Regions from separate parts of the Homo sapiens genome. Here region 1 is linked to region 2. Evidence: chromatin loops called from intact Hi-C (ENCODE). Cell type or tissue: body of pancreas. All regions are shown on one strand. Links, peaks and the distances in the headings refer to the core of each region. The heading gives the core; the rest is flanking DNA.

The links. Peaks named below come from ENCODE experiments on the same cell type or tissue, not always from the same donor. Only the 100,000 strongest peaks of a DNase experiment are listed, where the experiment ranks them.
Region 1: it touches region 2 in a loop (2.3-fold over the local background); 10 of 110 quality-filtered maps call a loop at or near these places.

What each region holds. Positions count from the first base shown.
Region 1 is chr2:65,542,518-65,548,845 of GRCh38, forward strand. It overlaps the pseudogene RN7SL635P. Among named protein-coding and RNA genes, the nearest start is that of LINC03050, 57 kb to the right of the region's middle. In body of pancreas, for the core only: no CTCF peak of the experiment used is centred there; no DNase peak of the experiment used is centred there.
Region 2 is chr2:65,451,437-65,457,764 of GRCh38, forward strand. LOC105374780 (a long non-coding RNA gene) reads right to left here and starts at 5,089. Exons shown (of 5, transcript NR_187891.1): 1 at 4,869-5,089; 2 at 4,224-4,324; 3 at 2,447-2,546. LOC124907784 (a long non-coding RNA gene) reads left to right here and starts at 6,082. Exons shown (of 2, transcript XR_007086495.1): 1 at 6,082-6,328. In body of pancreas, for the core only: no CTCF peak of the experiment used is centred there; no DNase peak of the experiment used is centred there.

The sequences.
Region 1 (6,328 bases), core at 560-5,559, 91 kb after region 2:
TACATATATTTAGATAGAAAAAAATCCACAATAATGTAACAAAGGCCTCTGTGATTTTTTTTATGGGGAATCTGATTTGGAGGAATTAGGGGAATGGAACACTTTTAATTTTTTCTTAATATGCTTTAATACTTTTTGGATTTTAAATGATCAGATTCTATTACTTTTATATTTAAAAAGACTATCTTATTATATTAAGCTATTTAATTATATGAAACTATTTTTATTATATTAAAAATAACAGACTATTTTTAATTACCAAAGCTATAGAGTGTTTCTTATAAATATTTTGGAAAATACGGAGAAGCAAAAAGTAAATTAAAACCACCCATTATTGTGCCATCCAGAAATTTAGATACTGTTACTATTTTGGTGCATATTCTTCCTCTTTCATTTGAATGTGTTACTATTTTGGTGTCCATTCTTCTAGTCTTTTGTCTGAGTGTGTATGAGTGCATGTGTGTATATATATATACATATTTAATGTACTCATTATCTTTTGTGAACTATTTTTTAAAATTTAATAATATAATGTGACCGTTTTTTCTGGGTTGCTAAATAGTTGCCTGTTTAACATTTTATTTTATTTTATTTTGAGACAGGGTCTCACTTTGTCACCCAGGCTGGAGTGCAGTGATGCATTCACTGCTCATTAACATCCTGGGCACAAGTGATCCTCCTACCTCAGCCTCCTGAGTAGCTGGGACTATAAGTGTGCACTACCACGCCTGACTAATTTTTTTTTTTTGAGACCCAGTCTCACTCTGTCGCCCAGGCTGGAGTGCAGTGGCGTGATCTTGGCTCACTGTAACCTCCACCTCCTAGGTTCAAGTGATTCTCCTGCTTCAGTCTCCCAAGTAGCTGAGATTACAATGCCTGACTAATTTTTAAAAATTCTTTTGCAGAGATGAGGTTTCACTATGTTGTCCAGGCTGGTCTCAAGCCCTTGAGCTCAAGTGATCCTCCCGCCTTGGCCTCCCAAAATGGTGGGATTATAGGCATGAGCCACCATGCTCAGCCTACTTAACATTTTAAATGGTTGCCGAGTATTGTATCCTATGGAGATGTATAACAATGTGTTTAACTAATTTCCTGTTGTTGGAAATTTACATTGTTTCCAGTTTTAAACTCTTATAAACAAAGTTATGATAAATATGCTTGTAGATAAATCTTTGCAGATATCCTTGTGACTTTTATAGAATAAGTTTGTGTACGTTGAATCGCTGGGCTACAGTGTCTGCAATCTTTTAGGTTTTTCTTCCCCTTTTTTTTGAGTTACTTGTTGATAAGTTGTGCTACTGTAAATCCTCACCGGTGGTGTCTGAAAATGCTTGCTTCCTGGAACCTTCAACTTGGTATTACCAAAATTATCAACAGCAGTATATTTGCCACTTGCACTGTTGGTTTTATGTTTTCTCTTCTTTTTATTTTTATTTTTTGGTTTGGGTGAAGTCTCACTCTGTTACTCAGGCTGGAGTGCAGTGGGACAATCATAGCTCACTACAGCCTCGATCTCCTGGGCTCAAATGATCCTCCTGCCTCAGCCTCCTGAGTAGCTGGGACTACAGGTGCATGCCAGCATGCCCAGCTAATTTAAAAAATTATTTTTTTTTTTTGCAGAAACTGGGGTCTCACTATGTTGCCCAGGCTGGTCTTGAACTTCTGGGCTCAAACAGTCTCCTGCCTTGATCTCCCAAAGTGCTGGGATTACAGGCATGAGCCACTGCACCTGGCCTGGTTTTGTGTTTTCTTAGTAAATAGGTCTCCTCTTCCGATGGGCCACTGAAGTCTCAGCCTCTCACTGGAATGTTGAGCAGTAGTCTTTACCCTACATTTTCTAGGACAATTTAAGTCCTGAACTATGAATACTTGGCGGTACTAGCAATGAGGATCATTAGCCAGTTCTGGACGTTAGCCACAGTATAGGCATGTCCCTCTTCACCTGCCTCACTCAAACACAGGCGTGACGTGATGAGGCTGGTGAGGTTACATGGTCTGGCATGTAATAGGTCACACACTCCCTCCATGACAAAGGAAGGCTTTGTCACGAGGGTGGATGATCTCTTTTCTTCCATCCTTGGTTAAAATTCTTCAAAGAGTAGTATCAACTTTCGGCTTCCATTCCCAAATCCCGTAAGGTTCTGCTGAAATTGAAAACGCAGTAAGGAACTTCTAACAGCCTGATTGAGGGCCTTCCTTTTGGGTCTTATTCTCCCTTACCTCTCTGTGGCTTTTGGTATTTGACTTCTTGGAAGGTGTCTTGACCACAGCCCAGGTTCAACTGTTCATACTCAGTATCTTTTGCTAGCTCTTCTCTCCTTCAATTCCTTTTTAAAATTAATATTCCTAAGCTTCTATCCTTAGTTCTTGTCTCTTTTTCTTCATGCTTTATGCTTATAATCTTCTAAAGCTGTCATCTGCAGACGATTTACCTACTCTCCTTTGGCCACCTCAAAATCAACCTGTCCAAAACACAGCTCATCATCTTGTTGTCTCCTTACCTCGGGACTGGCTCTTCTTCCTGGGCTTCCTTTCTCTGACCGGCATCATCGTTGACTGACGGCTCCACTTAGAAACCTCGGAGGCATTTCTTTTTCTGCTTTGTGCCTTCCCTGTCACCATCTGACCCTGCTGGTTTGCTGTGGGAATGTTTGTTTTTGAATATCTGGAATCCAGCCTTCCTCGTCCTTGGCTTAAAGTAATTGCAGAGACTTTCTCTTCCATTTTTTTGCTTACGGTTTCTCCCAGGTAAATTCTACCTTTCATGCGTCTGCCACAGCTATCTTTCTACCATATAAATGTCACTGAGTCCTTTCTCCATTAAAAAAAAAAAAACCTCTTGGTGACTCCTCATAGTTGACCAAGGCCTTTTTTTTTTTTTTTTGAGATGGGATTTCACCATGTTGCCCAGGCTGGAGTGCAGTGGCTATTCACAGGCATGATCCCACTACTGATCAGCATGGGAGTTTTGACCTGCTTAGTTTCTGACCTGGCCTGGTACACTCTGCCTAGGCAACCTGGTGGTCCCCTGCTCCAGGGAGGTCACCATATTGATGACAAACCTACTGTAGATACCTGATCGGCGTGGTGCACCGTAGCCTAGAACTCCCGGGCTTGAGCAATCCTCTTGCCTCGGCCTCCTAAAGTGTTGGAATTACAGGTGTGAGCCACTGCCCAGCCACCAAGGCCTTCAGCATGTGGCTACCGCCTTCCTATTCTGGCTCCCATCCTGTATCTCCTCCTGCCACACATGGAGCCTGCACCTCAGCCAGCTCTCGTCTCTAATGAGTTTCCCTCTGGTTCCCATTGACGCTGTGTCCTCCATCCACAGTGCCCTTCTGGACTTGGAGAGATCTTCTTCTTCCTTCCCTGACCTCCTGAGACCTTCCCTGAGCCTCTGAGGCCTTTCCTCTCCTTTCCCCAGCATTACTCACTTCCTGCTCTCTGGCCTTTGGCACCTCAGTCAAATCACTGGTAAAGCAGTTAACACATTGTTATTCCAGTTAATCACATGTCTTCCCCACCTCCCCTGCTAATGATGAGTTTGCTGTGGAGAGGACCTTGCCTTACCACCTCTGCATTGCCAGGGCATAGAACAGTGCCAGGCATAGGGCTAAGTCACTCTCTAAATGTCTGTCTAATGATCTTACTTACCAAGCTTGTTCAGTCACTGTTATTTTAAAATGCAGTTGTTAGACTCCTAGTTTTTTTTAAATGTGACTAAAGCTGAGTTGATGTCATTATTGATGATCAACTTCCACACTGAGCTAAGTTTTTGTTTTCATTCATCACACACACATCTTATCTATAAGAGGAGATGGAGGCTTCCTTGAAATTAGTGTTCTTTTTGTAGTTCTATTACAAATTCAGAAAGAGTAGGCCTCCGGAAAATTCTGTGCTTGTTTTCATCTCTAAACAGGAAGTCCAAAGGCAAATAAAAATGAAGACAATCCCAGTTTGCAAACAGTCAAAATTTTTAGCAACTCTCTCACCAAGTACTCTGGGATTTTAGCCCAGTCCTACTAATTTAGAGGAAGGCATTTGCTCGGGCTGACCATGCCTGGTGCAATTGATGGGCCCTTAGTGCGTTGGCAGGCATACTTGCAGCTTGCAGGACTTCTTGAGAAGGGCACTTCACCTCTCTGAGCCTTAATGCCCTCATCTGTAAAATGGAAACATTGATCCTGCAATTATAGGGTAATTTTAAGGGTTAAAGGACAAAAATGCATGGGAGCCCTGCTTTGGGCCTGGCATGTAGTAACCGCTCAACAAATCATAGCTGCAGGCCGGGTGCGGTGGCTCACGCCTGTAATCCCAGCACTTTGGGAGGCCAAGGCTGGCGGATCACGAGGTCAGGAAATCGAGACCATCCTGGCTAACACGGGAAACCCCGTCTCTACTAAAAATACAAAAAATTAGCCGGGCGTAGTGGCGGGCGCCTGTAGTCCCAGCTACTCGCTCCTGAGGCAGAAGAATGGCGTGAACCCGGGAGGCGGAGCTTGCAGTGAGCTGAGATGGCACCACTGCACTCCAGCCTGGGCGACAGAGGGAGACTCCGTCTCAAAAAAAAAAAAAAAAAAATCATAGCTGCTGAGAGATGTTGCCCATTGCCAGCACATAGAAGTGAGCCAGGAAGTTTCTGCTACTTGCAGGCTTAACTCTTGACCAGTCCAGGAAATACTGGTGCTTTACCCTAACACAAGAGACGTTTTAACTGAGATTACCTGAAGTTGGGCAGGTGCAAAGTGGTTAGGAAGTGCCCTCTTGCTTTACAATCCAGTGACCAGGGAAGAGGCTTTTAGTCATTTATGGATGGTTTTCAGGGCTTCTTTTAAGCCCTAAAACTGTGCCATCAATTTTATGTGAAAGTACATTTGACCAGGCAAAGAGTCTTTGGTTTTTATCAATTTCTCAGTGGAGTCTGTGACCCTAAAAATGCTAAGAACCACTAGCCTGGAGTTTTACAGACTGAGACATTTGAATGTAGATTTTGTATCTCATAATGAATGATGGAAACAGTGTCTTACGTTCAGAGTAGAAGTCCATTCTAGCCTGGATCCACTGCCAGCCTGCAGTGTGGCTTTGGACATCCAGATGGAAAAATGAGAGCTCCTTAGTCAAGACTAGAGTGTGAAACAATTTGGCTTTGTTATAGCTCATGTCCTTGGGACAGGCCCTGTTCTGCTGGGAACTCTTAGACCTCACCTTGAACAGGAGCTGGGCTGCCTGTAGGAGGCTGTGGCAGGCTCTGGCTCTGGGAATGATGCTTTTAGGTTGTGTGTGTGTGTGTGTGTGTGTGTGTGTGTGTATGCATGTGTGTGAGACTGGATCTGCATGGATCCTGGGTGGCAGATGTTTGCACCAGCTACCAGGGGTGGGAGGTGCAGTGTGTAATCCAGGAACTTTATAAAAGGGGGATATCCAGTGATCCTCATGTAAATGGAAGACAAACCTTGGCCATATTAAGCTGGGGCTCTAACCACCTCCTGTTAGAGCGGTCCAGCAGGTCCAGGAGGCTCACAGCTCCCACAACAGGCCTGGAGAGGACAAAGATGACCCATCCTGAAGGACCATCTTCCTGGCATGATGTCAGGCTTGGTGGCTCGGGTGCCTTTCCTTCCATCTGGGATGAGATGCTGCAGGGGGCCTTCTCCAGCTGGCCTTGTAGGGTTGGCCAAAATACAGAAACATCTAGCTCTTGACTTCCTCTCTGAGGCTGAAGGAAGCATTGACCAGAAATCGGGTGTGTTCAGACTACCTGACTCTGCCTCATTTCAACACCCCGGCTTTAGTGTGATAGGGTGTCGTCTAGGGGCATTCCTTGTCTGCACAGTGTTTCCAATGGAAATTTCTGTGTTCAGAACCAGGTAGATGCTTCCTTTGACAGGATCTCACTGCTTCTTGTACTTAGAGACCATTCTGCTTCTACTCTGAATTATTCAGCCTGCCCTGCAAGCGAATGGAAGTCCTTTATGTTCCTCGTTGAAGGAGAAAAAGATTATGTCATGAGATTTCAGCTCGAGTTTGTCTTCATGCATATTACATTCAGGTTTTTACAATGAGTGTTTGATTTGCAGTGGAGGAATATTTATTTCCAAATCCTCCAAATGCTTCTGAAGGCAGCCTCCACGCAGATTTTAATTGCTAAACCTACTTATTCTGACTCAGTGTCTGTTTGGTAAAATGTCTGGAGATACAAGAAAGTGGGGAGACAAGTGAGCTGGGCCCAGATGCTCCTCTATGACTAACAGAATGTCCACCCAGAGTGGGGAGATGAGCAGCCCACTGCCATGTCATAGGTGGGTGGGTTTCTCATAGCTCTTATTTA
Region 2 (6,328 bases), core at 955-5,954:
CTGGATCTTGAAGAATGAAGAATTCACCAGGAAGAAAAGTAGAGGAGAGGGAGAGGCTTTGCGTTCTAGCATGTGGAAACTGCAGGTATAAGAAACAGATGTCTGATACAACATGGTATTATGAGCAAATTGGCAATAAAGGAAAACCATTGCTTAGGGAATGCACTCAATTTTCAGCAATTCACATGTCTGGACACAGGTTTTGAGGTGGAGAGTGGCAGAGATGGGCTAAAGAAATATGCCGGGGGCCTTGTGTGACATGTGGATGAATTTGGATTTTAACTTGGTGGCAGATGGGCTACTGAAGTGTTTTGAGCATGAGAAAGAATGACCATATTTGCATTTTAGGTCAATTTTTAAAATTACATTTTATTTTAAAATTAGATGATACATGCATATTGTACAGCCTTCAAAAGCTGAAAAGGTCTTCTTCCTGCTTGTTTCCACTATCCAGTTCTGTCTTCCAAAGGCGCCCACTGTTTCCAGTTAGAAAGATGACTTTCGGCCAGGCGCAGTGGCTCACACCTGTAATCCTAGCACTTTGGGAGGCCAAGGCGGGTGATCATCTGAGGTCGGGAGTTTGAGACCAGCCTGACCAACTTGGAGAAACCCTGTCTCTACTAAAAATACAGAAAATTAGCCAGGCATGGTGGCGCATGCCTGTAATCCCAGCTACTCGGGAGGCTGAGGCAGGAGAATCACTCGAACCCGGGAGGCAAAGGTTGCAGTGAGCCGAGATCAGGCCACTGCACTCCAGCCTGGGTGACAGAGCAAGACTCCATCTCTAAAAAAAAAAGAAAGAAAGAAAGAAAGAAAGAAAGATGACTTTCACTGTAGTGTGAAGAATGGATCAGTCCTGGGGCCATACCAATCTCTTGACAGAATGTCACAGCTCTCAGATGTCTCCGACTTCCAGTAATACCTCCCTCCCTCACCACTTCTGGCCTTGAGATGGTATCTCAGTCACTAGCCTGGAGGGCTGTGGTATCACTATGGTTTCCCTCTCCATGCATTCTTACATTCTAAATGGGGGTAATATTGCCTCTAAAGGGGTGAAAATTAGTCTGGGGGAGCAAAACAATCTTAGATATGAAATGGTTTGTTGGCCTCCAAAGCTCAACCCTACTCACCAAAATTTTGTCAAGGGAAATTTAAATTTTTCTCTTAGGATGAAATAAGGAGATAATGACAAAAGGTTGAGCAACACTGCTCTACACGTTTGTAAATATTTCCTTGACTAGATCCTTTTCAAATGACTCAGGCTGAATGTGCACCTGTTTCCGCCCAGGTACCTAACTGATCCAGGAGATAATGGAATTCAGAGGCTTGAATGGAGGATGGTGATCCATGTGGTCATAGAGAAAAGGCAGTGTAACATCTTGGGAGTAAGTGTGGACTGCTGGGATTAGATCCTGGCTCTGCCATTTACTATTGGCTGTGTGACTTTAACCCCTCGTTGCCTCTGCAAAGTAGGGGATAACAATTGTACCTGTCTCCTGGTTTTGCTCAGGATATTGCTCAGCATATGTTAGCTATTGCTCAAAGACTCAGATGGTAGAGCATCAAAGGAGGAGGGAGTTTTGCTGGAGGTTGGAAGAGCTAAAGGTTTAGAAGTAGGATTGAGGAATGTGGAGAGCGCCAGTACCACTTTCCATACCCATGGGTTGTGGGGCATGGGAAAATGAGTAGCATCCTTTCTAGAATTCAGCAATGGAATCATGTTCCTTAGGGATTACAGTTACTTTTCAGTTAAGGCAAGGAATGAGCCAGGAGGTTAAAAGTGGAAAGAAGTTTATATACAATTGAATGAAAGCAGGGCACAGAAGAAAGATCTGGGAAGGAAGAAGGTAGAAGGTGGAGAGGAAGCCCAGAGCAGGATAGCAGATTGGAGATTAGGGTAAGGGAGAAGAGACCTCCAGAGGCAGGAGCACCGCACAAGATGGCTCAGACTGAACAGAGCAGGAGGTGGTGAACTATGGCCGGATCTAGCCAGCTGCTTATTTTTGTATAGCTCGCAAACTAAGAATAATTTTTACATTTTAAATGGGTTTTTAAAAATGAATATGAGAGCATTTCATGATACATGAAAATGATATGAAGTTCAATGTCAGTGTCCATAAATAAAGTTTTTTTGGATCATAGCCATGCCCGCTCATTTAAACATTGTCTATGGCTGCATTCCCACTACAACAGCAGAAATGAGTAGTTGCAACAGAGATTGTGTGGCCCACACAGTGGAGACTATTGGCCCTATCTGGCCCTTTATAGAAGTTTATTGCCCAGGCACAGTGGCTCATGCCACTGTAATCCCAGCACTTTGGGAGGCTGAGATGGGCAGATTGCTTGAGCTGAGAAGTTCAGGACCAACCTGGGTAACATGGCAAAACCCCATCTCTTAAAAAAAAAAAAAAAAAGAAAAAAATTAGCCAGGCATGTCAGTGTGCACCTGTAGTCCTAGCTACTCAGGAGGCTGTGGTGAGAGGATCGCTTGAGCCCAGGAGGTAGAGGTTGTAGTGAGCCTTGTGTTCATACCATTGCATTCCACCCTGTCTCAAAAAAAAAAAAAGAAAGAAAGAAAGAAAATTTGCTGGCTCCTGTTCTAGCACATCATTCATAGTCTGCAATATGAATGGCACCTCCAGGAGTTGTGCAACACAGATGACCTGGCTCTAGGAGCACTCAGTTTGGATAAGTGATAAAGGATTACAGTGAGGAGAAGAATGGATGGAATTAAATGGCCTCAAGGCTCTTTTTGGAATGTAGTCACAAAGTTGTTATGTTAGAAAAAAGCAAGGCTGTCAGCCTGGATTCAAGCCACCACCTCTTGGCTGGTGAGGAGCTAGGTGTGGTAGACACTTCTGGTTGCCCACACAATTTTTGTTTCTCCTTTTGTTCCTTATTAACAGAAGGCTGATTTTATCAAGGTAGCAATGTACCCTGTTAAAAATAATAATCTCAATAAGAAAAGTCCCCAAAGAATGATGGGGACATGTCAATAGGACACAGAGCCAGCTTAAAGGGGTTCCTAATGGCCAATCTGGGACAATTCCATGTTAAAATAAACTCTGATAGTAATGGGTTGTAACTTATCAAGTAGAATAAAAATCTTTGAGTCCGTACGGAAATAAATGAATAAGTGGAGAAAGGAAAGCTTTCCATATGGTGCAAGGCAAACTCATACATGGAAAGACAGAATTAGAAAATTACCATCTTATTGTTTCAGGCAAGGATTATCAATGGATGCTAAAACTAGTGGGTGAAGTTTTGATGAGAAACATGATATTTATATCATCTCAAAGCCTCTCCTCACAGATTCTTATTAATTTCAAAGGGTAAAATAGGGACTTTATAGTAGAGAAATCTGACGGATACTACCTTACCACCTTAACCAAGTTATCAAAGCTAATATCATTAGTAACAGAACAAGTCAAAATAGGGTAGCTTCTGCCATGATGCATCGAGAAGGTTGCAGCATCACTTCTGTGGTATTCTAGCCAAAAATACCTAACCTGAATCCTGAGGAACTGTCAGACAAACCCAAATAAGGGATGTTCTGCAAAGTAACTGGACTTCAGTTTTCAAAAATACCAACAACATGAAAGGCAAAGACAGATTGAGGAACTATTTCATGTTAAAGTAGACTAAACCAACATGACAACGAAATGCAATGTTTGGTCCTGGATTGGTTCCTGGACCAGAAAAAAAGCTTCTTCTCTGTTATAAAGGACATTAGTGGGACAATTGACAAAAGCTGTAGATTAAATAATAGCCTTGTATCAGTGTTAATATTCTGATTTTGATCATTGTACTGTGGTTATGTAAGAGAAAGTCTTTATTTTTAGGAAGCACATACCAAACTAGAAGTAAATGAGCATCACGCATGCATGAGAGAGAGAGAAAGAAAATGATAAAGTAATTGTGGTAAATGTTAGTATTGGGAAATTTTGGGTGAAAAAATACAAGAATTCTTTGTACTACTTTTGCAAATTTTGTCCATTTGAAATTATTCCAAAGCAAAAAGTTTAAAAAAATACTCATTTTGCCCTGGTACTCATGCAGTGATATATTCATATACCCAATCTTGGCCAATGGGTTGTAGGTTTTAGTCCAGTGAATAGGGCTTATCAGAAAATGATTGTTTTTCCTCATAAAAAGGGAGAGACTTGGCAAATGCCTTTTGCCCTTTGTCCTTCCCCTTCCTGCTTGGAATAAGAGCTTAATACCTGGATGTGGAGCAATCATCTATGATTATGAGGACAGAAGGAGCTGGAAGTAGCACGGGTCTTGATGGCTTCTTTGGGCATCAGCCTTGGACTGCCTGCCTCTGAATAAGAAGTCTGTTAGTACACTGTAGTTGGGTTTCTGTTACATATAGTCAAATCCAACTCCAACTGAGCTAGACTGTCTAAGGCTCCCAATGATGTTTACAGTTTTGAGTTTGTGTGGCTTGACTCCTCAATCTCCTTCACAGGCAGCTGCTTTTGGTTGCCCCTCACATGTGGGTGTTCTGCAAGTTTGGTCCTCGGCCTTCTCCTCCCTCTGCGGTCTGTCTACATGGGCTGCCTCATCCACTCCCACTTACCATATAGACTCTGATGATTCGCAATTACCATCTTCACCTAGAATTTTCTCCTGATTTGCAGGCTACATATTCAGCTACCTAGGGATATCTATGTCTATGGTCCATATTCACTTCAACAGTTGCAAAGCTAAATTGCCTTTTCAGCTACACACACATAATCATGCACACATCCAGCCCACAATCTAACCACTTTCCCAAGCCAGAAATGCAGGAGTCATCATCCTCTCTTCTTCCTACTTTTTTACCCCCTACATGCAATTAGTCATCTAGATCTTGATGACTGTACCTCCTAAGTAGTTTCTGAATCCATCTCCTCTTCTCCATTCCCATCAGGTAGGTGCCTCATCATCTGTCACTGGTATTTTTTATTAATGTTTTAAATAGTCTCCCTGTCTCTGTCCTTTGTTCCCCTAACAAACTGCTATCCATTATTTTCTAAAATGCAAATATGATCACCATACTCTCCTATGTAAAAATTTCCTACCACTTCAACTGCTAATGGTAATTCCCCCCAACCCCGTCCCCTCCCCCCGACTCCAATTCCTACTGTGACATAACAATGCTCATAGGATAACCTCTTGGCTGCCCTTCTGTGCCATTTCTTGATGAAGGAAGGACTGTTGACTGCCCCTGGCTGATTTATTTTATTCTTAGGAGGCAGATTCTCCCAAGTCTCCATAAACCAGTGATCTTCCTTTGGCCCCAACTGTCTCTTACCCACAGCAATTTGTACCTCACTTTATTCCATGTCAAAAGACCTGCAGTGTTCTTTTACTTGTCACAAAAATAAATTTTATACATTGATCAAAATGAAGTGTTCGGGCCACTCTGTGTGATAAGTGAGGGTTGAACACTGCCTGAATCCAGCAAACACCATTCATACTACACTTGATCTTAACCAAAAGGCTGAGAAGCAATAACAAACACCATTCATATGATGACATTTTAATCAGTTCGTAGTAGCCCAGGTAGGCAAGCTCCAGGGATGTTTATAAGGCAACCTGGCCCCACATTATGAGTCTCCTGTCTTGGCTACTTTTGAGTTAAGCAATCCTGGGCTCCCGGGACTGATTCCTCCATTTCCTGAGGCAAGCTGCTGGGGTTTGGGTGGAATATGTGATTAAGAATCTTTAGTCACAGAGCAGGAAACAAGGGTACCCAGCTTTGGAGGCACCAGCCATTCACCTTTTCCCTTAATAACCTTCCCCATCCTGTTCTACCACACCTAGTATTATTATTATTTTTTTTTTTTTGAGATGGAGTCTCACTCTGTCGCCTAGGCTGGAGTGCAGTGGAGCGATCTCAGCTCACTGCAAGCTCCACCTCCTGAGTTCAAGCAATTCTCCTGCCTCAGCCTCCCGAGTAGCTGGGACTACAGGTGCTCACCACCATGCCTGGCTAATTTTTTGTATTTTTAGTAGAGACGGGGTTTCACGGTGTTAGCCAGGATGATCTCAATCTCCTGACCTCATGATCCGCCTGCCTTGGCCTCCCAAAGTGCTGGGATTGTAGGCATGAGCCACCGTGCCCGGCCTATTTTTTTTTTTAAACCCAGATCAAATGGAACCTATTAAAGGTAGAGTTGGACATTCCTCCTATGAGCAGAGTTAGACAGTCCTCCTAGAGCTTCTGTGGTATTTATTACACTCTAATACAATTATGTGTTTGTATGTCCGTTTCCCTGCATTTGGTTTCTTTTAATAGCATCCAAATGCAAATCTGACCTTTTTTTTGTTTGTCCTTCTA